Linked DNA regions of Homo sapiens: all the other regions are linked to region 2. The links are chromatin contacts, found by Hi-C or POLR2A ChIA-PET in ENCODE. All regions are on one chromosome and are shown on one strand. Each heading gives the region's core, a stretch centred on a gene start or an enhancer-like site at or near the end of the contact. The rest is flanking DNA. Distances are from core to core; before and after follow the strand shown.

Region 1 (3,197 bases), core at 33-2,532, 1.7 Mb before region 2:
AAGTTTGAAAATGCAATCAATTTCAGATTTCCAGTCACTTTGTTTCCTAAAAAGTTAGAGTTTGTTTTGATAATCCTGTGGTACTGATAGAAATACAGGGATAGATTAATTTTTTTCTTTCTTGGTCTTTTTGGGCCAGGAGAAGTTTTTTGAGACAGCTTGCTGGGATGGGGGTGGAGGTGGCTCTGGTCATAGGACAGGGTGAAGCCCTGGGTGGTATTTGTGAGCCAGTATCAGCAACACTAGTACTGGCCAGTAGTAAGTGAAATGTTAGCAAATCACAGTCACAGGATAAATTCAGCCCACTGCCTATTTTTCCCCCAATAAAACAGTTTAATTGGAACACAGCCATGCCCATTCATTCACCTATTATCTCTGGTTGCTTTAGTGCCAAAATGGCAATGTTCACTCATTGTGACAAAGACCATATGACCTGCAAAGCCTAAAAAATATTTGCTATCTGGTCTAGAAAAAGTTTGTTAAACTCTGTAGTAAGCTATTCACAGAATTAGAAGAGAATTGGTTGAAAAATATTCAACATGTCTATATCAACTTTTGGGAGTCAAGACCTAACTCAAAGAGGCCACCTGTTGGCTTGAAAGTGGCACCCCTGCAATTTGGAGTCAGTTCCTCAAAGGTTAACAGCAGTGAGACACATGCTGGTCTCCAGTTAGCACTTACAGTTTCAGTTTCAAAAACTCATTGTAAAAATAGGCTTATGTTTTTCAGAACTCGATGGAAATTATGAACTAGTATTTGGTACAATTTAGAATTTTGTGCTAGCAAAAAATTGCTCATTGGAGACCTCCTAGAAAATATTGGAGACCTCCTAGAAAATGTTTCCAGGACTGTTGTCTTTTTATTCAGCCTACAGGAATGCTTGACCCTTTCTTTCTTTCTTTCTTTCTTTCTTTCTTTCTTTCTTTCTTTCTTTCTTTCTTTCTTGCTTTCTTGCTTTCTTGCTTTCTTGCTTTCTTGCTTTCTTTCTTGCTTTCTTTCTTCTTTCTTTTTTCTTTCTTTTTTTTTTGGAACTCTGTTGTCCCCTTGGGTCTCATCGTTCTCAGATTTTTTTTTAAACTAGTGAGTCAGACCCCTGTTACAATGAGAAAAATGTTCAGTCTCACAGTCTCTTGCTATCGTGAGAGATGGCACTGAGGCGCAAAGATGTCACTGGATGAACTAAATATAGTCCCAGCAATGCACTGGCTCCCAGGCCCATCCACTCTCTGTAGAGAAGGGCTGCCACATGTCACAAGCCTCCTCCTCTTTCTTTGCCCTGTGCTTTTTACATTGCTCTGAGGAATCTTTCCCCTCAGGGTAGAGCTGATGAAAGAAACATTCCTAAATTCCCTGAAGACATGCTAGACTCGAGAGCTGCATGAACCCTTTTCTGGAGGAAACTCACTGATTGTGGTGACCAAGCAGCATTGGGAGCCTCAAGAAGCCTAGTTAGAGCTTGTTTTCTTTCCTGTCTTTAACAAATTCGCTATGCATTTGGGTGGCTGCACTTAGCCCTGTGACACCACAGGGTGGAACTTTGCAATTTGCTTCTTGGTACCAATGAGTTGGGCAATGTAGTTTACAGGTTAAATGATGGGAATGGGCAGTTCTAATGACATTAAAAATATTGATGGGATAAAATCACATGGGAGAGGGATGAAACAATACTATATTTAAACCAAAAAAGGATTGTCCAGCTGATTTAAAATCTCCTCACTTGTGTGCGGCTGGTGTGCTTAGTCTTCTCAGTGGTTTCCATGAGAAGGTAGGATCCTGAGTTGATGACCCTTCTCCTTACTGACCCCCTCCTTCCTAGGAATGGAGCTTAGACCCCATCCTGCAGGAAGACAGCTGCCCCAGCAGAGGGAGGATGAAAATTATGGCTTTTCCTCTGACTCACTGTGCGACCATGGAAAATTCCTGATTACAAAACATGGAAGAGTCAAAGCTTTTCCCTTGAGAAACATCTCCTGTGTCTCCCACCCTTCTACTCACCCACGTATCTCAAACTGTCTCCTTGGGCAGTATGGAGAGCTGGGACCTCCACAACTGTGAGAGGGGAGCAAGCTACAGACAGCTGGGGTCACTTACTTGGCTGGGAGCCTAGCTTTGGTCGTGGGTGACTGTGTTGGATAATGTAAGTCCAGCTGCTATAACAGATAAACCTTCAAATATTAGTGGCTCACACAATGGAAATTTCTTACGCATGGAAAAGTCCATTAGTGCTGGAGGGTGGGGTAGGCTGTGGGCTGTGGGGGATGGTACTTTCCTATGTGTAGTCTTTTTTTTTTTTTTTTCAGACAGGGTCTTGCTCTGTCCCCCAGGCTGGAGTACAGTGGCACGATCTTGGCTCACAACAACCTATGCTTCCCGGGTTTAAGTGATCCTCATTCCTCAGCCTACCGAGTAGCTGGGATTATAGGCATGAGCCACCATGCTCGGCCTCTGTGTAGCCTTTTGAGGACCCAAGCTGAGAGATGTTGTGTCCTTTCAACATGGGGTTTTCATGGATGCCCTTGGTCTAGATATCCAGCTGACATATAGAGGAAGAGTGTAGAATCACACATGAGATTTTTATCATCCAGGTCCAGAAATGGAGCACACAATTTCTGCTCAGATTCTAGTGCCAGATCTTAGGCACATGGTCACTGCAAGAAAGGCTGGGAAGTGTTGTCTAGCTGTGTGCCCAGGAGGAAAGGTAAAAGATTTTCATGCATAAACTAGCCAGTCTCTGCCTCAGTGGCCAAAGTCCACTTCTCAGCTTGGCTGGTATTAATGTCAAGACCCTGCTATGTCAAGCACAGGTGCTTTTCTTCCAGGAATTGGGAGTCTTGAAGTCAGATGATGAGTTGTACCTGCTTCTAGGAGAGTCTCTTTAGTTTGAAGAGGCCAGTGGCAGAGACATTGAGAATAGGGTTCAGTCTTCTGGGCATTACTTGGAAGAACCAGGCAGTGTTGCAGGATAGGAAGGTCACAGCCAAATGATCTGGGCCCAAACAGGTTCTGATCCTGGGATAAGCCAGAGAGATCTCAGCAACTCCAAGGCAGAAACTAGGTCATGATTCCTTGGCTAATAAAATCAACTGAGAGAGAAGCTGTAGTCTGGGCTCTGGATAAGTGCTCAGGGACAAATGATCTGGATGTGATGTGTACAGTCAAATTCTAGGCCATACCACCTGACGGAGGGGAATCTCTGT
Region 2 (3,540 bases), core at 829-3,328:
AGAAAGCTGAGTCACTCATTTAGAGGCAAAAAATAATGATAAATGTAATTCAGTTTAACAGCCCTGGGTGCCAGAACATTTTAATTTAACCAAGATGTTTTCTGCTTTTACCTATTGCAGCTTGAAAGTTAACTCCTTCTCCAATTTTTGCTGCCTTAAAAAAAATCCCTAAGATTCACTACATTAGTACAAGTGGGAAATAAAGCTATCAGTTTATGCCTAAAATCAGGGGTATATGCTAGGTTTTTGAGCACTGGAAAAATTACTTAGTTCTGATATATCAGTGACAGAATTCTTTAGCTCAAAACCATCCTTAGAGTAAAATGCATTAGAAGTTTAAGAACCTTCCTCTCTGTCACCAATGGAAACCTAAAGTATATTGCCTTCAAGAGAAGAAAGGTTCAACTCGTTTAGAAGCTTGTTATGGAAGTTTCCCAGACACAAGAGTATTTTATAGGCTGTGTGTGTTTACACTTTGGAAGAACACAAAGAAGCTAATTCATTCTTGGAAAGTGTTTCTTATAAACCTTGTTTATTTATTTCAAAACAAACCAGTTATTGAAAACAAGCATAAGCCATTCCAAAGCTACTGGTCACAGAAACCTGAATTATCAACCGGGTGGTAGAGGAGCCAACAAGAAACAGAAAGATGAAATGGAGTAAGTGCACGCTTGTTCAGAGAGCTGCGGCAGTCCTGGATCTGCTGAAGAGACCTAGAGGAGAAGCGCTTCAGAACCTACACATTGAGTCTTAGGCCCAAACATGCATATGCTTAAGAAAGAAGCAATCCTGTCATCCTGTTTCTTCGCAACCAAAGGAAGGGGGAGTGGAGGGACCAACGGTTCCCGCCCTCTTACCCGGTTGTTGATCTAGGGCAAGGATCCTGAAGAACTTGCCTGAGTAACGCGAACTGTGCAAAAGTTCTCAACTACGAGTGGGAGCCCCTCCTCACAGCACTCCCCCCACCCCTATCTGTGCACTTGTGAGCAAACTGAAAAATGCAACAATGACAAAGAAGCTTGCCACTTGCAAGCGCGCACTCACCCTGGGCTGTGGAGCCCAGCTGGCCGCCGCCCGCCTCGGCCACGCGCTGCGGCCCCACGGGCCCGGGAGCGAGGGCTTCGCCCGCGCCGGACATGGGCCGCTCCGCCGAGCCCGCGCCGCGCCGCTGCCGCCTAGCTCGCCGCCCGGCAGGGCGCACGGAGGAAGGGCTGTGAGGTGCTGGGTGCAGGGAACTGACTGCTTCTGGCGGAAAAATATACAAAATTAAAAAAAAAAATGTTTTTAGAGAAGAGCACACCACCCCTGCGGGACGTTCCCTCCCCCTCCACTTCCCTCCCTCAAACTCCACCCCGGGGAAGTTTTGATTTGAAACTTGCGAAGAAAACTGTTACAGCGCAAGTTGACAGCGGCGGGGTCCCAGGGGTCCGAGGTGGACCCAGCGGGGAGGGGCTGGAAAGAGAGATCGGGTTTGGGAGAACCCCGGGGATGGGGATCAAACCCCTCCTCTTCCCCGCCCGGAGACCACTACCTACCTCCGCATCCCCCCGTAGTCGCTCCAAGCCCCTTCCTCCTCCTCCTCCTCCTCTTCCGCCCCGGAAAGTTAGCGAGCCTCCGGCAGCGGCCGCATTTTCGCCCCGGTGGCCTGACGACGGCGGCGGCCGCCCCTGCGCGTCCTCCCGCCTCCCTCCGGCTCAGCCCAGACGCCGCAGTGGCGGCAACTGCGGCAGCGGTGGCGGCTCTGACTCCGCGCACTCCGCCCCCTCTTTCCAGCCAGCTCACTCCAGCCGGCTCCCCTGCGAGGGGGCCTTCCCCCTCTCTGCCTCTCTTTCCCCTCTTCCACTCCTACAATCCTGAAACACTTCTCCCTCTGTTGCTCTTTTTCATCACATCCGGATCGGGAAGGCCTCGAACTCTTGGCTAGCGGCCCCGATGCTGGGAGCGGCGCGACCCGGGCTCGGCCGCGCGATCCCTCGCGCCCTGCGCTGTCTGGGTCAGGAGGCCAGAGCCGGCCTGGGCTGGCTCGGGCTCCCCACCCGGGCGCTGCGCCCTCCCGGGGCTGGGAAAGGGGAGTGAATGGGCAGGTCCCTGGCTGCCCAGACGTTCCCCCCACCCCGCCCAAAAAGTCACCTCATCCCTTCTCCCTACTCCTGCCCCCAGACCGACGGAGGCTTTGGGAATATCCTGACGAAAACCTTTAGGGTGGACAAGGAAAAACGAAAACACTGTTACAGTATCGAACTTTCCTGGTGGGATAGAGAACGTGTGCGTTTGAAACCTTGACCCCTCGGTTGAACGTTTACTCACTTCATCTCTGGCTCCTAAATTACTCTTTGGTCAAACAGTATTCCTGATGTAAAACCAGTTGCAGTTTGCGCGAATCTGCTGGAGGCATCCAGGCAAACAAGGTTGGCACCCTTGCGGATGCCGTGGTACTGGCCCCAGCCTGGCCTATGGCAAGCTAAATGCCTCACTGGATCAGTGGTATCTGAGGGGAGATAAACTTGTGGTCGGAAGTAAAAAGCTGATCAACTTTCCGTTTATAAATGAGACATTCTGATTGTAGCTTAATCTGATGAGCCGAGGATAGCAAGTGTAAAGTAATTTACAGATATATAGTACTTTAGTGGTATACTCAGATAACTTTTGCTCTTTTATTTCATTGTGAATGAAATGCAGAATTCATTTGTAGAAAGCTAGAACGAACTCATTCTTCGATTCTTTTGGACAAGCGAGGAATCACAGTAACGTTATCAAAACTGAAGAAAATGTGCATTGGATTCACTGTCTTTCTATGTGCATCATTAATAATATCCCAGAAATTTCATTTTTTCAAAAAGCTCATTGGAATTTATTCCAATTGATTACAAAGATTTACTTGTTACCTATGAAGAGACAGTGCATTCTAACTTGATTTCAATGATGGTAAAAAAGCCAGCCTTCGGCCGGGAGCGGTGGCTCACGCCTGTAATCCCAGCACTTTGGGAGGCCGAGGCAGGTGGATCACCTGAGGTCAAGAGTTCGAGACCAGCCTGGCCAACATGGTGAAACCCAATCTCTACTAAAAATACAAATATTAGCTGAGCATTGTGGCGGGCGCCAGTAATTCTAGCTACTGGGAGGCTGAAGCAGGAGAATCGCTTGAACACAGGAGGCAAAGGTTGCAGTGAGAAGAAATTGTGCCATTGCACTCCAGCCTGGGCGACAAGAGCAAGACTCCATTTAAAAAAAAAAAAAAAAAAAAAAAAACAGCCTTCAAAGTTGCTGATGACAGTCATTCAGACCATTCTCCCCAAAAAGACAAATGACATTTTGCCCCATTACACATAACTAACATTTTTTTTTCACTTGGAGATTTCAGAAATGGTATGAAATCAAGTGCATTACCTCTCTTGAAAACTTATCTAGGAGCCTGGACTGTTTGGAATTTGTCTGATGGAAGCAGATCAGTTCTGAAGATGACTTCATCACCACTAGAGAACAAACATTTAGGACGTCTCAGAGTTCACTGCAGCATCATCTGCACTCAAAGGAGTTGTT
Region 3 (3,416 bases), core at 853-3,352, 1.2 Mb before region 2:
AATATATTAATTTAAATTGTTCCAGCTCCTTTTCACAGTTCTAGATATTTAAAATTGCTCACGCAATTTAAATTTGGAATCATAATTGTCTTTTATTTTTTACTTTTACTGGCTATATCCTGCCTTACTGATACATTCCTCCTGTGAACCTCTGAAACAACTCTTACAGCACTTACTTACTTAGCATGCCTTATTAATTAAATTTTAATAGGTATGCATCTGTTTACAAACCTCTGTAATTTACAATGATTGTAAATTTCTAGACATTATAAGAGAATTTTTTCCAAGTCTCCTAGAGGGCTTGATACTTTATACAAAATAATTGTATTATAGATAAATGGCTGATATCTGGATGGTGGGGAAAATTTGTTGACAGCCCAGAAAGATTGCTAGATTGCAAATTCCTTGAGGAAATACATTGTGTCACCTCTAGTAGATAGAATTTCATGTCTCATGGATGTGTTAGTTCATCATGGTTGCCCTATAAACATTTGCTGAATGATGAAATGCTACAGTGCACATAATGCACTACAGAGTGTGGAGGGTCAGATGAGGGTTCTAAATGGGAAGGCAAAAATTGAAGATAGTTTTAACCTGACTTCTCATTTAGCCTCTATGGCTGGGTATGTGTTATTCATATTCCTTTAGGCATTACATCTAAAGTAGTTATTGGCATGCATATGTTGTAAGACACTGCCAATACATCATTGTTTTAGTTTATAATACACATATCTGTTTTGTTATTAGTTTTAATGATGTAATACTTTGAAATTATATAAAAGTTCTTGTCAGCAGAAATTCAGGATTTGGAGAGGATCTACTAGGCTCTCTCAAGGATGCTGAGGTAGTCTTTGGAGCCTAAAATTCCTCCTTATGAGATGGAGTCATTAAAAAAGGTAAATTTATTCAAGCATGTTATTGATTCTGTGGAATACTAAACAGAACACATAGATTAAATTGGCTCTATTCTTGCGTGAAGAATGTTAAACTGTGGAATCTAAACAAAGAGTAGACCCTCTTCCAGAGCCACTCATTTCTTTCACTTATCTGATTTTCCATCATGTCATGCTTTATTTCTCAGAGTTGCCTCTTTCTAGATTCCAAAAGTCAATCCTCCAGTCTTGGCCTTTATTACTGAAACCTTAGATTGTTTTAATAGCCAATGAATGGATTTCCTCACAGTCCTTCACCTCTCCTGGTAGAATTTTTCACTCCTGCTTCATCTGCTATGCTTAACCTGCTATGATGATATTTCTAGAACATTCCTTCCATTGCATCATGCCCCAGCATAAAACACTATGGTGCTCCCTTTTGCTTTGTTTATCCTTGGATCTATGTCTCTTGGACATCTGCAATCCAGCCTCATGGGGGTTATGCCCATTTCTGTCCAAGTGCCCTGAGTGCCTGGTCAAGGTTCAGCTGGTTTCTTTCTATCTTCTGTTTATCCTATGCTCATTTGTGTATCTGCATACCATCATCTGGTGATTTATCTTCTGGTCTCTCCTTTTGCCTACCTTCTTTCTCTCAATTCTCCCAGTCTTTAAGGCCTATCTCAAACTCCCTCTCTTCTACAAACCTTTCTTCTCCAGGACACAAATATAATCTCCTTCTGTGGACTACCAGAGTAATTCTGGCCAGGATCCCTTAGTTTATCACAGAATTGTTTTCTGTTTCTTAAGATTTGGTTTACTTTCCTAACCTTGATCATAAACTAAATAAATGCAAGGTTCAATGATTTAAACTTTTTGTTTTACATTACCTCCATTCTTGGCACACTCAATAAATAATAACAATAAAATTCTAGTGTGATGAAAGGTGAGCTTTAATCAAAGAAAGCATGATAAAGCAGTGGCTCTTGAACGGAGAAGGTTTGTTGAAAGGCTGAGGACGGGTTGAGAAGCGGTGAGAATGGATCATTGTTCTGACACTGTGCGGGATGGAGTGCTGGGCAGTGAATGGAGGCTGTCAACTCTGGTTAGACTTGGCCATTGTTCCTGGGACGCCCGTGTTAGCTCTGAGTAAGAGATAATTCATCAGAACGCTCTTGTACTTTTTTTCTCTCTTGCTCTGGGGCAGAAACTGTTCTACTTCACAGGCTGAACTTTTTACCTCTTGCCCTGAGAGGCAGAAACATGCTGCCTGAGTGCTTCCATTTTGAGACACCTTGTAGGAATCCTTATTGAATTGCTTTAGAAGAGTAGATTCTTAGCCCTCTAGTGCAGCAATCTGCCACGGCAACCCCAGAGAGTGTTATTTTTCAGTCAGAGGTAGAAGCCTCCTGTAATATGGGCTCACTGGGCTTTTGGGGAAAAAAGACAGCATTTTGCAAGCTTAGTTCTAATTGAACATCCCCATGTTGCAATTATTATTGTATTTCAGTCTCGTAGCCTTTGTTACAGAGGTTTTTGTGTGAGTTAGGAGGGGACACGTTGGGTGACCGCTCAAGCCTTTACTTTTTTTCTTTAATTTATTAGAGTTCAAATTAAACAAGGCTCCTGCTGTTACCAAAGTTTTCTGAACTATTTTGTGTAAATGTTATTCATCCTTTGAAATCAATACAATTAAAAGTTGTGTTAAGAGTCTTCCTTTGCAAGGCTATGAACTTTTTCTCTAAGGATTTTTAACTTGTTTCAGGTCTTTGATTTCTTAAATGCATTTCAGAAAAGAAGATATACATGTTCTTTAATTGCTTCTTAAATTGGCAAAGTTATATTCTGTCTCTTAGACAAAAATCTTTAAATGATTGCATTTCTCTGTAGATTAGTAGCTTGTTAATTTTAGGGATGAAATGAACTCAGGAATAAAAATCATTTGACCGAGTTATCTCAGGCCTCACTTCAAAAAGATGCAGATTCTCCCTAACAAGGGCCTATATGAGATCAGAGCTTCTGTGTGACGTACTGGGGACATCTAGTGGACAAAAGTCAGAATGGAACATTAAACTGTATACCCAAACAGGATCCTAACTTTCAGATAATATCATGCTTATGAAAAAATCAGAAAATCAGTGCACTGTCTGTGAAGATAAAATACCATGTACATCTAACACCTGATTTTAGTGTTATCTGTTGTTTTGAATTCATTATAAATATAATGGCTTATCTTATTTGATTACACTTAGTTTATTGCAGCAGTGTCAGATTTTTAATTTAATAGATCCTGTACATGATGGAAAATATCTCATTATCAACATTGGAGAGGCAGATTTACGTAGCAGAAATGAATGTTGTGTTTGGCTAGGTATATAACCTGAGGAAAGATTGTGAATCTCTTTACTTTCACATATAAAGTGCATGGTTAAACAAATGACCGCATTTCTTCTGGTTTGGAAATCTAGAATTCTTGATTATTTTCATTTATTTTATTCATATTCATTTCATATTCATATTCAAATTTATAATTATTTATTTATTAAT
Region 4 (3,740 bases), core at 542-3,041, 1.2 Mb before region 2:
GGCATCACCCTAATCTGCCTCCATCTTCACATGGCTTTCTTGGTGTGTCTCTCTGTGTTTTTTCCTCTTCTCACAAAGACACCAGTCATTGGATTTAGGGGTCACCCTAAATATCCGATGATTTCATCTCAAGATCCTTAGTTAATTATACCTTCACAGACCCTATTTCCAAATATGGTCACCTTCTGAGGTTCTGGGTGAACGTGAATTTTGGGGAACACTATTTGAGCTACTTCACGAACTACTTATGAAATTGTGGGTAGAGTAAGAAGACAGATAAGAACAGGAAGTCCTTACCAGCCCTAGGCTTGAAGGGGCAAACAGGAAATGGTGCCTCAGCATCCCATTGAGAGCCAGAGCAGTGGAGGAGACATTCTAGCTGGGGAGAGATGTCGCCCTCACCAGGACACTCAGCGCAGAGCAAGTGGAGAATAGTAAAGGAGTACTCCAACCACTTCTTCCTCTCAGCATCTGATCTTCTTCAGATGATTCCCATTAGCCAAATTCAACCAGAAGCCAGCTGCAGTTCCCTATTACTGCTGTAACAAATGACCACAAGCTTGGTGGCTTAAATAATATAAATTTTTTATCTAACAGTTCTGTAGGTCAGAAGTCCTACAAAGGTCTCACTGGGCTCAAATAAAAGTGTCGGCAGGGCTGTATTCCTTTCTGGGGGCTCTAGAGGAGAATCCATTTCCTTGCGTTTTCCAGTTTCAAAATTCCCTCCATATTCCTTAGCTCGTGGCCAGCTCCTCCATTTTCAAAGCCAGCAATGGAAGATTGAGTCTTCACATAGCATCACCGACTTCTTCTGCCACATAAGGTAACATGTTCACAAGTTCCAGGGATTAGGATGTGAATGTCTTTAGAGGGGCCATTGTTTTTGCTTATCGTATCAGTTGATAGTCTATAGGATTCAGCCTCCTGGACAGGGCTGACTCCAAATTAGGTAGAGATGAGGCTTATACAGTGAGGAGCAGGCCATCTATAAGAAAAATAGTTCCAAATTACATTAGGCACAAAGTTTGGAAGAGGTAACATCTATGGAGTCCTGAGCTGAAGCTTCATTAGCTCCATAGTAAATCAGCCTTTGTTCCTGGGCACAGAGCAGGGCGAAGCAGGGTAGAGAATGGCATGGTGGGTAGGAGCAGTGGGGTAGGGCAAATGGGCAAGAATCAGAACAGCAGGTTTTATATTTTCCTCCTGAGAGCTGATTACAAGGTTGACTTGTTGGAGTCCATTGGTATTTAACCAATGCCTGTTCCTCAAAGCAACATCAATCTTCAAGCCTGAATCATCTGAAATTTGATCATCTTGTTCACAAGGATAGCATCAGCGATGGCCAACAGCTTAGTGAAATGGATTTATGCCATGCCTTCATAGAGCCTGGACTTCCTTCACCCACTGTTTCCTCTTACTGCAGTTAGGCAAATGCGTAGTAATGCTACTGAGCTTGGTGCATTCCCACTTACCCAGTAGTATTCCTTAACTTTTTAAGACAGTGTGGAATATTGGCACCTTTCCCTCCAGTCTTCCCCTCAAGTGGCCTGTAACAAGTTGTTCAGTCATTAATCCTGAAATGTTACAATGGAGCCTTAGATTTTAAAATCGGAAGTTCAGGTGTATTTTGTAGCCTATGGAAATTCCATCTAACCACAGCACATTCAAATCTAAATTTGCTACTTTCTTGTGACTGTGTAGTGTATTTGATACAAAATTTTCTTTCTAGACCCCCGAATTCTAGGACTTTACAGTGCAGTCATATGAGAGTGAGTCAGCAGTTTAATTCCAATCTGCGCCACCACCACCTAGGGACTTTCTAACAAGAACTAAGACTGTTATTACTTTTTTATTATGCAAGTAGAATAAAGAGGAACTACATTAACAAGAATAGAGAAGTGAAGAATACCAATTGCTGATGTCCTAATAGTTTTTAAAATATAAGAGTAAACTCCACTGTAGATTTTACTTTATGAAAATAGATCTATTTCCTGAAGAAAGTTTTGTTTTTAGATTGTTTGCTTTATTTGTTCTATTCTCTATGTTAGATGAATTCCCCTATTGCCTTGCTTGTACTAACCTTCTATATAGTAATTTCACTGAAAACAGAAAAAGTAAGATAATTAATTGTACTGATAGAATTAAGAGGTTAGCATGAATAACCTAATGATGGCATTTTGGCTAATGGCATTCTTTTCTCAAAAAGGTTCACTGAATTAACAAGTCACAAATAACCATACTGAAGTTGGATATGGGTCATTTCTAAGTTCACAGTGTGCGTTCTATTCCTTATAATCTATCAGCCAAGGTCTTCGTTTGATATTAATATCTTAAAAAGTGAAATTGCTCATTACATAGTAAACATTTCTTAGATTGTTTTCCCTGTTGATACTTAAATAAAATAGAAAAAGAAAATAACAAAGGTGTAAAAATAAAAGAAAACTCATGGAAAGGGAACTTACAATGAAGGTAGTGGTTATTTCAAGGCTGGCACCTTCTAGAAGGTCACCGTCTAACTTAAACAGTCCATGGAGCACATTTATGATTCAACAGCAGTGCCAACACACAATGCTACTTTAACATGTCCCATGCAAATTTTAAATACTGAAAGATCTCCACTGACCTTCCAGGTCGGTCACTTACAAGCTGTGTAATTATGGGCAAGGTTGTTAAATTGTTCAAGCCTTTATTTTCTGTTTTAAAATGGTTATTATAATATCTGCCCAGAATTGCTGTCAGAATTAGAAGTGATGTTTGTAAAATGCCTATTATCACCCCCAGCAATTGTGGTGCAGCATTACTAATATTATCATATTGCATAGACATTCATAATTATTTAATATTTTCCTGCATATTTACTTTAACATAAAAGAATCAAGCCTTAAAAATCTCTTGCTGGGGAATTATATGCATTCATTTGGAAATGGGAGTGATGATTCTGGGTGAAACATTTCTCAATCTTGCTCAGTCAAAGGGGTTTTCCACTGAGCATATGTTCTGCAGATGTTTATTAAAACATGCTTCTACATAAGTACCAGACATGGAGAGCTCAATTATTGCTAAATTTTCCATGGTCTATTTTATAATTCTTAATCTTTGAACTCTGGACCACTGATAATTTTAAAAGTAATAGGAGGAGGAATAAAATTATTTCCAGCAAAATTTTGTGTATGTACAAAGGATGTAAATGCTTACAAAAACAAGTGTATAAGCATGGAGTTTTTATAACGAATGACAGCAAGGAAAGTCACCCACTGACTTCTAGATTTTTCTGAATGAGTTAAAAAAATGTCATACAACTTTATTTTAGTTTCTTCTTCTATAAAACAGGGAAAATCCCAATTAATCTCTTCTCAAGCCTCACGTTTGTGATGATTTGTCAAGTTACCCATGGCAGAGTTTCCTAGACGTCTATCCGGATTCATCTCCCCTTATTTTAAAAAGAAATCTTGAGTTTCTGAAGGGTGTGTGGCTGCTCGGTAGGCATTCTGTTTCCCAGTTCCTCTCATAGACTTAGTTGGGACCAAAGGAATAGGAGAGAAAGTGATGTGTGTTACTAGAAGGTGATGCGACTGGGACAGCCAAGGTGGCCCAGAGATGGAACACCCTGTTGAGAAAGGCAGATTCTCTCACCCGATCTGGGACTACTAATCTCTGCATAATCAAATGAGCACAAAATAAACTTACACTTTGTTTATACCACTGTATTTGGGGTCTCTATTTCAGAAGCTCAGCCTGTG
Region 5 (3,200 bases), core at 229-2,728, 1.1 Mb before region 2:
AATGTAAAAAAAGTAACTACCCGATTATGCCACCATTAAGAAATAACTGATATTAACAAATAGATGCTTATTCTTTCAGGTGTGAATATGTATCTATGTGCATGTTTCCAACTTTTGAAGCCCACATAGTAATACAGCTTTAAAATTTACCTTCTGAAGCTCGCAAATGTATTTCATACAAATACATTAAATATGTTAAACATGTTGTATCATACAAATGTATTAAACTCTAATTCAATCTAAAGTATTTTCTAATGAGTTAAAATCCCAAATATTTTCTTTTCTCACAATGTTTCTAATATCAATGTTGTTTATTTCTAATACTAACCTAAATAAATTGATTTTACACTTAATTATTTACTATTTCCATTCACCTTAGGAGATTTAGATGTATGATAAAACAACCAGAAAAGGTAAGGTGACTCAAAAATGTGCTATTGATAGTGACAGAACAATTTTTTTACTTAATAGCTTTGAAGTTCTTACAGAAGATATAGTGCTGAAATATTTTCATATAATCTCCACTTCTTGACAAACACAAATGTCAATTTAATTGCACAATTTTTAGATCACAAAGGCAAGAGAAATCTGAATGTAACCTTCACATTAAACTTCAGTAGCTTGCATAAATGCCTTGCTTTGCATATATTTTTTAAAATATAGGTAAGACAAGAAAGTCATGTAACTGTTACAAGAATGAATTCAGATTTTCACAGTGTGAATTACAGGGTGGGAACAAAGTTGTACCTTTCCATTTTAAGTTCCTGAGATACCTAACACATGAAATGAGACCTCTTTTATCACATTGGTAAAGGCATGAGTATCCTATATTCATGTCCCTTAAAAATACAAATGAAATTGGGATGTAAATAATAATTATAAGACAAAGAAATCTCATAAGCTGAACTGTGTATTTTTAATCTACATGGGAAGATAAAATATTCTTGGACAAGATAAAAATTATCCTGGGGTCACTTTAGGAGTAAAATCATATGTAAGAAAAATGTAATTATAGAAAATATGGAAAATGCAATGGCCTTAAAAACTCAAAATCTATTAATGCTCTAAAGAAATGTGCAATTCCTAAAATTGAAAAAAAAATGATGCAGGTCAATTTGTTGAAGAAATGTTCATTGTGAAACATAACATGTTGCAATAAATGTAGGATCTCAGTCCATTATGATAACAACCATGTACTGCTTGTGTATATTCTGGTAAGAATTGTTAATTATGGAGCCACAATGGGACCAACAAGAGCTTTTACTGTGGCCACAGTATTGTGGAGTAGTTTTCTAGGAGTGCTCTTTCTCAAATTAGTGGCATATTTCAGATAAAGAAAGGAAGTCGTCTTAACTTGAAACTGCTGTGTCATTTCTTCTTCCTTAACTGAAATTCCAACCAGGGTTCAGGAAATGCCCTAATGAGCCACTTCTCTTTTCTCTTTCCTCAACTAACTGGATTCCAACCAGCCCAAAGTATTCATTACTCACGGCTAGATCGTTTACTTTGGTTGTCCCTTCTGGCATGGTGCATATGTTATGGGAAGAGGGATTATAATTTGGTGCTGTTTGTAGAGATGACAACACTGATAAAATCCACTCATTGCTGGTAGGTAACTAAACCGGCAGGTTAATTTTCTGTACTTTAAACAAACTAGGAAGACAAACTAATCAATACTTGTTTTATTTTGATATGTGTGGCTTGCTTATAATTATAATTTCATCTTTTATGATAACTAGGTATCAGGATATCTGAGTAGTCAAGTTGTGATTTGCTATTATTTGGGGAAAATATGTCTGAAACTCTATTAATGTCTTATTTCAACCAAGATGTGGAAATCACTGTTTTAGTTCATGGTAACCAAAGTTATTTATTTTTCAAGTTTAATATTTTCAGATATTTACTAAATTGGAACATGATTTAACATTTTGTTGCCTCTTATATATGTTATTTTATGAGTAAATATTAATTTTTGTTTACATTTGAGCAATATCTATTTTATTGGCTTTAAAGGTAAGAAAATATGAGCTCTATTTATAGCAAAATAGTACCAGATAGTATATTAGCATATATTCTTATTCCAGGACTAAAAATTAATTCCTATTTTTATGTAGATGTGGATCTAAATAGCTTGTGTAGAAGATGTCAAGTATCCCAATGCAACAACCTTTTTTTGAGATGGAGTCTCACCCTGTCACCCAGGCTGGAGTGCAATGGCGTGATCTCTGCTCACTGCAACGTCTGCCTCCCGGGTTGAAGTGATTCTCCTGCCTCAGCCTTCCAAGTAGCTGGGATTACAGGCATGCGCCACCACACCTGGCTAATTTTTTTTTTTTGTATCTTTAGTAGAGACGCAGTTTCACCATGTTGGCCAGGCTTGTCTTGAACTCCTGACCTCATGATCTGCCTGCCTTGGCCTCCCAGCAATTACTTTTTTAAAGTAATAGTTTTCAATTGTAATAATCAAAAGAGTTGTAGTAGAAACTTTAAGATTAAGATACATATGAAGATATTTATACACATGTACATACATATATATATGCTGTATATATACATTTGCTTATATAAATTACAATAGATATAATTTCATATATATTTATATAAGTTATAACTCCATACTTTCAATATTGTCTTAGAATATTTCACTGGGAATATGCATTTTAAGGGAAGGAGAAACCTGAGGTAATTTCAAATTCATTTTGGATAGTTTATAAGAAACTTCATTTAACTATAAGAGTGTAAAATAACCTTCATGATTCTTTCGTATTCAGAAAGTGTGTCAGCACAGCAAAGTGAAATGGTACGCAGTTTATTATCAGCATTATTCGGACAATTCTGCTTCACTTCTATTTTAGATGAATCTGAGTGTAGCAGTGCACTTGCAAGTATCTTTTAAATTTATGTTAAATATTTTACTTTTGGATGGAAGCTACTTTAAGTAGGCTAAACTTTAAGATCTCCTTTTAAGAAGTTTTTTTAAACTTTTTTTTTTAGCTCTAAAACAAATGGAATACATATAATTTTCATGTCTATTTCCTTGGTTTGGGTTATTATTACTTTTTTTTTAAGTTTTCAATTTTATTCCAAAACAGTAGAATAGTTCAATGTAGTACATTTTGTTGAACTGAAACTTGGAGCTCATGTCAAAAATGAAACAAGCTGAAAAATGTTTCTTAAAAGTCAGTTTAATTTTAACGACT
Region 6 (3,522 bases), core at 514-3,013, 1.8 Mb after region 2:
GTTTACAGCTAGGAAATAACAGTTCACTGAGATAGAGTGAAGGCATGTTAAAAATCACACAGTAGGAGCAGGTCAAAGCAGTGAAGGAGATTATCATATTCATGGTACTCCAGAAATTAATCCTTGCAACTACATCAGCTATTACTGGAACCCCGCCCCCGAGATCGACATTTCCCAATATAATATATATTTCACAAACTAATAAAAACCATCATAATTTAAAGAGAAAGTTTCTTGCCACTTACAGACTCTTTAAACTTAAAACCAAACCATTATCTTTAATGTTGACGTGCCTAGAAACAAGTCTGTAACAATACTAACTTTAAAGTAGTCTCTGCTGACTTCAGCTAACTAAAATAAACACATAAGGAAAAATAAACATGTAGGGAAAAACAAAATGTTCACAGTAGGATATGAGAGAATATTTTGGAAGCTATAAAAATATAACTCCTATTCCAAATATAATTGATTACAAAGGCACGAAAGTAGCTCAAAACAAAGGATGAAATGAACAAAACCTTGTTAAAATAATCAAGGTTAGAGAAACAATGCTGACGTTATTGTGCAGTTATTCTCAGATTTCCAATTTTCTAGTCACCTTGGTTTGGTTTATTTGGCACCTCTCGGTCTCTCATAAGATCTTGTTGGCATATTTATCTAGTCAAATCATTATTATTATTAGGCAACATTACTGAGCACCTGCTGGGTGCCGGTTAGGAGCCAAGAATATAAATCTTTGCTAGAGAGACTAGGAACGTGTAAGAAAAAGGGTAACCGACAACACAAGAATACATGCTAATTATTGGCATTGAACTGAACGTACCTGCATTATCTAACAGACTGAACCAGGGGACTTTCAGACCAGGCAGGTGGCTTCACACCCAACCCTCATCATTAATAATTTATAATGTAAGGATAGCAAATAAATTTTCAAATCAGTAAATATGAAAGAGTTCAGAAGATCAGATGACTAGAAAGGTTCAGTAAGGAGTTCACAATTAGCAGACAATTGAAAGAGCGCCTTTCAGAAAGGTTACGACTTACATATACAAATAACTAATTCTTGTTTTATGATTTAAAAGCAGTATTTTTACATCTTTTCACAAATATGTAGGGACATTTGGGGCTGAGGTTTCACAAAAACATAGGTGGGAAGGAATCACCGCAGTGCACTCCTGAATAGATTGTCACTTTAGGACCTGAATCCTGAGAGATCTTCTGCAACAGGGCTAAACCCATTTTTCCTAAACTTTATTTTGCACTACAAATGTTTTTTAACCTTTTACGATATGTCTTATTAACCGCGCTTTTTCCCCATTGACTAAAAAATTAATAAATGGCATATGTTTCATTAGGAAGATGGTGACAGAGATTTCCTGCTTCAGAAACGTTGGAAGCCACTGGTTTAAAAGCACCCGGAACAGAGGGCTGTACTTGGGTTCTCTCTCCCCGCTGTGTCATTTCAGTCGAAGAAAAAGACAAAATTACATGTGCGCCTTACAGACTCAACAGGGTAGAAAACACTTGCTATCATTTCTTTTATTTTGAAGTGAGCTTTTATATAAACACACGAAACCATCTATTTAATAGTAAAACGTTGGGCAGGGAAAGGAAGTCCCGCGCGTTCGCGACTCTTCGCCTCCGCTAGAGCGTGACCGTCACGCCCTCTGCTACTTATAGGGGGAACGCGCCGGGGCATCATAGGAGTCGGCGGCGGCAGGGATTGTGGGAAATGTAGTTTGGAGACTCCGCCCTCCTCGCCATTCCTGTAATGGCTGCTTCCTAGAAGGTAATGTACGAACTCGTCTCCAAAGGATACTTAGGTTGCACCAGTGTATTTGTAAAACAGGAGCAAATTTGGACCTTGCCGGGCCAAAGTACGAATTCTTTTTCAAATCTTAATATCAAGTCCTGAAATGAAATTATCTCTGTTCTGTTTCTTTTTACCTTTTCTTGTGTGGGTGAACTGACCAACTTTTAAGTCTAGTTCCCTGTTGGACAGACTTTTCTCAACTCATTACCTATCCCCCTACCGTCCATATGGCCTCCACGCTCTGCACTGACTCTAGCTGCCTCTTTAAAATAATAATAGTAATAATAATTAATTTTTAAATCCTTCTCTCCGCCCCCTCCCCACCCCCCATGCTAATAATAGGTCGTGTCACGTGGAACCTCTTAATCTCAGCATCCGGAGCTCCAGGAAGGGAAAATTTCAAGTCAGATAGAATTCTATATATACCATTTCTTTGGTAAGTCTTATTAATTCCCCACAACTTCGCAGAGTTATATGTTGTGTGACTTTTGCCAAATTTGTCTGCATTTCTTGGATGGGAGAGACCCTAAGAAAATGTACAATTTTTACCCACTAGGATATTTTAAGTTTCCAAGTTAGTGGCTCGTGCTTTTTTTCTGTTTGTTCTTAATTATGAACTCCTGTTCAATTTTTGTTTGGTTGATGCACGAGGTGTTGGCATTATCGTGGAAAATTCCTGGGTTTAGAGTGTTATCACGAGATAGGGAGATGAACCTCAAATTACTGTCTTTAACGTCCCTCTGTTTTTCCACCTATAAGATGAGGAGATGGATTGGAAATGATTCATAAAGTATCCAAAAGATTGGCTGGCCTGTTATTTGTCATGTGTTCATTTTGTCATTTGAAAAGGGAGGAATTTTTAATGGTTCCTTTTTGTTTCCATGTTTAATTTCTAGGAACCTTCAGCCCTCAAGATTCCAACATCATGACCTCAGTTTCAACACAGTTGTCCTTAGTCCTCATGTCACTGCTTTTGGTGCTGCCTGTTGTGGAAGCAGTAGAAGCCGGTGATGCAATCGCCCTTTTGTTAGGTGTGGTTCTCAGCATTACAGGCATTTGTGCCTGCTTGGGGGTATATGCACGAAAAAGAAATGGACAGATGTGACTTTGAAAGGCCTACTGAGTCAAACCTCACCCTGAAAACCTTTGCGCTTTAGAGGCTAAACCTGAGATTTGGTGTGTGAAAGGTTCCAAGAATCAGTAAATAAGGGAGTTTCACATTTTTCATTGTTTCCATGAAATGGCAACAAACATACATTTATAAATTGAAAAAAAAATGTTTTCTTTACAACAAATAATGCACAGAAAAATGCAGCCTATAATTTGCTAGTTAGGTAGTCAAAGAAGTAAGATGGCTGAAATTTACATAAGTAATATTTCATAATCTTAGAATTCTCTCAAAGCATGTGAAATAGGAAGAAGGAAGTTCTTGCCCAGAATCTTAGGAAATCACCACTGTTCGGTTATAATCACTGCCTCCTGAATCGTTGAGGAGTCTTTTAAATTAGATTTTTGTTTTGTTGTCTCCCAAGTTAATATTATATTTAGATATCAGAGAGTCAGGCAAAAAGGAAAACTTTTATCTCTAGGGAAAAAACATTTAGAAAAATGTATTCAGTGTATCTAATACTGAAATGCGGAAAAAAATTTAATGTTAAAAAAAAACTATAGACATTGACATGGAAAAGAGATTTAATGTTTTGAAAAAA
Region 7 (3,224 bases), core at 678-3,177, 1.6 Mb before region 2:
AAAGTGTAGTTATAGGAACTTCTACAAAACTCACTTTAGCTGAATTTCAGCTGAACTAACTATTGGGGGGAGATGGGGGAAGGGAGATGTAACGTTTCTGCCGACTGCGGGAGCTCCCACACATCAAACCCACAAAACTCTGTGTGTGTGTGTGTGTGCGCGTGTAGGGGGCGGGGTGGGGTGTGCGTACACGGCAATGCTAAAGAAGGATGCACGGGCTAACTGCCAGAGGAGAGCTGTCCCAGCCCTTCCCTGTTGGTCGCCTTGGCTTACCTTGACCACGTCATCGTTGAGGTGTTTAGGGTCGCGGTTGACCAGGTCGATCTCCTTGGTGTGCGCGTCGTACACTTGCTTCTCGCTCAGCTCGTCTGCCATGGCCTTGTTGTTGGGCTTGTAGATGTTGCCCTGTTCCCGGATGGGAACGGTGTAGAGATGTCCCTGCAGAGGGCGGAGGGCGGACGGCCAGGACGGGGAGGGCGGCAACGGCGGTGGGAGGAAAAATGCAAAAAGAAAAACAAGCGATGAGAAGTCAGCCTGGCGGCGGGGGAAACCTCGAGCTCGAAATCGAACTAACCGCTCCGACAGCTACGGCTCCGTGCACAGAAACCGCCTGCGCGTAGCCAGCTTTTTAAGAGGATCTCGCAGAGGACACCACACCCCTCTGTACTCTGCAGGGCGCGCCTGCCTCCCCCGCCCGCCGCCAGGGGTCAGGGCAGGCCCCGCCGCGCGGTCCGAAGGCCCCCGCCCGCGCACGCCCCGGCTCAGCACGCAGGACCCGCAGGACCCGCAGGACCTCGGCGGCGAGGGGGCAGCCGCAGGCTTCTCCCGGACTCCCTAAGCCGAGTCGCTCTCGCCCTGAGCGCTTCACCTGTTTCGCGTTCCCGTCCCCGGTCCCTATTACCCCTGCCCCGGTAATCCCTTCCAGCTTTATCTAAGATCCAACAGCAGCCGCCCGACCCGTGGAATGTTCCCTTTATCGCTGCTTCTTGGCCGCATCCCCCTCGCACCTGCCCGCGCCCCCCACCCTGCCTCGGCCCTCTCTTGTCCCTCCACGGCTCTCCCTGCTCAATCCGCCGTGATGATCACAATCCCGAAAGTCCCCATTTTTGGCGGAGCCAGGCACCAGACCCCCTAAATGTCCTAGAACTCAGTCTCACCTGCGCAGCTCCCCCGACCCACCCTCAGGGCACTCCCAGGCTGCGGGCGGGTGGCTGAAGGGCAGCTACGTGTTGGAAGACGAGGTTTCCACACCCGGGCAGAGCTCCAGCGCGTGGAGGGCGTTGGAAGTGATGGTGGCAGTTTGGGGAGGGGAGGTCTACCTCTCTCGGAACACCCCTGCCAGACGCCAAGATGCAGAAGGAGTTCTTGAGATGGTTCAAGAACTTTGGAAAGTGCAAACACACCGCGCGCCGCCTGCGGGACCTGCCGGTCTGGGCGCCTGGCGGAGAGTCCCGGGGACTGTCCCCAGGACTCGGGTAAATAACACCTCCACCCTGCACTCCACCTCTTCGAACCCCCAGCAGGCAGGGCCGGACCGCGGGGGTCCCGCGACAAGGGAGCATCCTAGACCCATCCAGAAAACGCGTCCTGGGCCCAACAGACCCAATCTCAGGACCCCAATCCCCTTTTCCGTGTCCTCCTAGCTCAGGGGCTCCCTAGGCCCCCTCTCCATTAGGAAAACATAAAACATTCCTGGCTTCTCTTCACCTCCCCGCCCAGGCCCATTCCTCAGCGGTGCCAACGCCAGAGGAGTGCTCCGAAGTGGAGAGAGGGCTGGGGCCAGGGCAGCAGTCGGGATATTTGGAGAGGCAGATAGCAGAAGCGGACACTCCCCGCACGCCCGAGCCGGCGCCCCCCCACGGATGCCTACCTCCGAGTCTACGTATTTGCCCCCAGACATGCTGGCCCGTGGCTGGATGAAAACTGTGAGGAGGTTTCCCTGGGCTGTGCTTTAAGGGAACTGAGGAAGGAAGATCTTGTATTGTATGGGGGGAAAAAAAGGCGCTGGAGGGGGGCGGTGGCTGGGAGGGAGCCTCCTGGCCGCCCGCCAAAGGTTTGTTCTGCTCGCGGTTGGCCCGGACGTGTGCTGCGCCGGGTCTAGGCACATCCCCAAGGTTCTGGCAGCAGAGGGCGGGGAGCGCCCGCAGCGAGCAGAGAGCGAGTGAGAACGTTTCTCCCGCGCTGGGGTGCTTGGGCAGATTATTTTAAACCTGAGGCAACATTTTCCCTGCTCTGAACCACCGAGAGGCGTCCCGGGGAGAGCGAATGTTTTCGCAGTGCATCATCTCAGCAGGGGTGGAGGGAGCCGACGCGCCTGCAGAGATGCCCAGTATGGGCAACCAAGGCGGCAGAAACAATCCACAATCCTGCCCTGTCCTAAGCCGTCCCTTCCCACCTCCCCCACCCCCCGCCCATCGCCCAAGTTCCATCTCTGCCTTAAAACACATGTGTCTCCCTGTTTCACAGAGGGAGGGATGAAAGACGGCTAGGAACCTTTAGGTACATTTCACATCTAAACTTTGTGGATCCCTTATGGAAGGAATCTGTGTGGGTGCCTGTGGTGTACTTTTGGTGACACTCGTTTACATCTAGTCGGTGTGGATGGAAACTTAAGCAGGCATGCAGAATTTAACATTTCCCATCCGTTTCTGAAATGTCTCCCAAACGCTTCGAAATAAGAAATGAAGATCTTTAACTTTTCTATAATTTTATTACCGATATTTTCTGGAACAATGGAATTTTATGCCAACAGGTTATGCCATATTTGCAAAATACACAAAATGTTTATAATTGTAGAATTATTTAAAGCTTCAAGTTTATTACCAGAGAAGATTTTTTTTTAATGTGCTTGGCTGTGAGGAAAGATTTGACTTTTCTAATTGACTAGACTTAAAAAAAATGTGATAGCGATTAAAGTATTTTGTCTGTTCCTGAATCTGGGGCTTCTGTCTTTACTTTATTGTAAAGAAGCACAAAATGAATTAAATAGTAATCAGTCATTTTACTCTTGAGCTGTAATTAATCAGGAAACTCATTATCCAAAAATGAAAGGACATGTTACTTATGCTTCCATATGCAGTCAAAAGTCAAAGTATCACTTGAAATTATTTTAAAAAAAAAGCTGGAGTACACTTGAAGGGGCACAGGTTAAAATTAAAATGGAGAGGGGAATGTGGGTTGGGAGTAAGAGGGAGGAGAAAGGGAAATGGATGGAATGCTGAAAG

Evidence for each region. A loop is a pair of places that touch in the nucleus more often than their neighbours do. ChIA-PET counts read pairs that join two places held with the same protein, here RNA polymerase II (POLR2A). Pooled maps may share reads with other maps.
Region 1: a pooled map shows a loop between it and region 2 (5-fold over the local background). The contact joins the enhancer-like site here to the promoter of MDFIC in region 2. A Hi-C loop is called at or near these places in 8 of 37 single-sample maps with no recorded cell type and 6 of 50 pooled maps.
Region 3: a loop to region 2 is called in a pooled map, with 1.8 times the contacts of the local background. The contact joins the enhancer-like site here to the promoter of MDFIC in region 2. A Hi-C loop is called at or near these places in 8 of 37 single-sample maps with no recorded cell type and 6 of 50 pooled maps.
Region 4: a loop to region 2 is called in a map with no recorded cell type, with 2.8 times the contacts of the local background. The contact joins the enhancer-like site here to the promoter of MDFIC in region 2. A Hi-C loop is called at or near these places in 10 of 37 single-sample maps with no recorded cell type and 5 of 50 pooled maps.
Region 5: a loop to region 2 is called in a map with no recorded cell type, with 2.5 times the contacts of the local background. The contact joins the promoter of TFEC here to the promoter of MDFIC in region 2. A Hi-C loop is called at or near these places in 3 of 37 single-sample maps with no recorded cell type and 1 of 50 pooled maps.
Region 6: a map of CD8-positive, alpha-beta T cell shows a loop between it and region 2 (11-fold over the local background). The contact joins the promoter of SMIM30 here to the promoter of MDFIC in region 2. A Hi-C loop is called at or near these places in 1 of 168 maps with a recorded cell type or tissue (CD8-positive, alpha-beta T cell), 1 of 37 single-sample maps with no recorded cell type and 6 of 50 pooled maps. POLR2A ChIA-PET finds 5 or more read pairs at or near these places in 1 of 52 experiments (WTC11).
Region 7: a loop to region 2 is called in a pooled map, with 2.3 times the contacts of the local background. The contact joins the promoter of CAV1 here to the promoter of MDFIC in region 2. A Hi-C loop is called at or near these places in 2 of 37 single-sample maps with no recorded cell type and 6 of 50 pooled maps.

What each region holds. Positions count from the first base shown.
Region 1 is chr7:116,581,301-116,584,497 of GRCh38, reverse strand. All of the region lies in intron 2 of COMETT (cytosolic oncogenic antisense to MET transcript), which reads left to right. Among named protein-coding and RNA genes, the nearest start is that of CAV1, 58 kb to the right of the region's middle. RefSeq lists an enhancer at 714-813 and a silencer at 2,918-3,197. Within about 2 kb of position 1,282, at least 11 of the 41 ENCODE cell types and tissues checked have a DNase peak (open chromatin) inside an H3K27ac peak, as active enhancers do.
Region 2 is chr7:114,920,632-114,924,171 of GRCh38, reverse strand. MDFIC (MyoD family inhibitor domain containing) reads right to left here and starts at 2,078. Exons shown (of 5, transcript NM_001166345.3): 1 at 1,536-2,078; 2 at 1,045-1,245. The coding sequence starts at 1,138. RefSeq lists silencers at 1,059-1,198, 1,429-1,608, 1,619-1,668, 1,999-2,138.
Region 3 is chr7:116,137,882-116,141,297 of GRCh38, reverse strand. It overlaps a transcript of TFEC not described here. Among named protein-coding and RNA genes, the nearest start is that of TES, 71 kb to the left of the region's middle. Within about 2 kb of position 2,102, at least 3 of the 41 ENCODE cell types and tissues checked have a DNase peak (open chromatin) inside an H3K27ac peak, as active enhancers do.
Region 4 is chr7:116,163,987-116,167,726 of GRCh38, reverse strand. No RefSeq gene overlaps it. Among named protein-coding and RNA genes, the nearest start is that of TES, 45 kb to the left of the region's middle. RefSeq lists an enhancer at 71-585. Within about 2 kb of position 1,791, at least 2 of the 41 ENCODE cell types and tissues checked have a DNase peak (open chromatin) inside an H3K27ac peak, as active enhancers do.
Region 5 is chr7:116,029,041-116,032,240 of GRCh38, reverse strand. It overlaps TFEC (transcription factor EC), which reads left to right and starts at 1,478. Exons shown (of 8, transcript NM_012252.4): 1 at 1,478-1,608.
Region 6 is chr7:113,116,795-113,120,316 of GRCh38, reverse strand. It overlaps SMIM30 (small integral membrane protein 30), which reads left to right and starts at 1,763. Exons shown (of 3, transcript NM_001352688.2): 1 at 1,763-1,789; 2 at 2,156-2,249; 3 at 2,710-3,522. The coding sequence starts at 2,739. The coding sequence ends at 2,918. All of the region lies in intron 2 of LOC107986837, which reads right to left. RefSeq lists enhancers at 1,364-1,503, 1,398-1,992.
Region 7 is chr7:116,523,739-116,526,962 of GRCh38, reverse strand. CAV1 (caveolin 1) reads right to left here and starts at 1,927. Exons shown (of 3, transcript NM_001753.5): 1 at 1,871-1,927; 2 at 274-438. The coding sequence starts at 1,900. RefSeq lists silencers at 226-325, 556-945.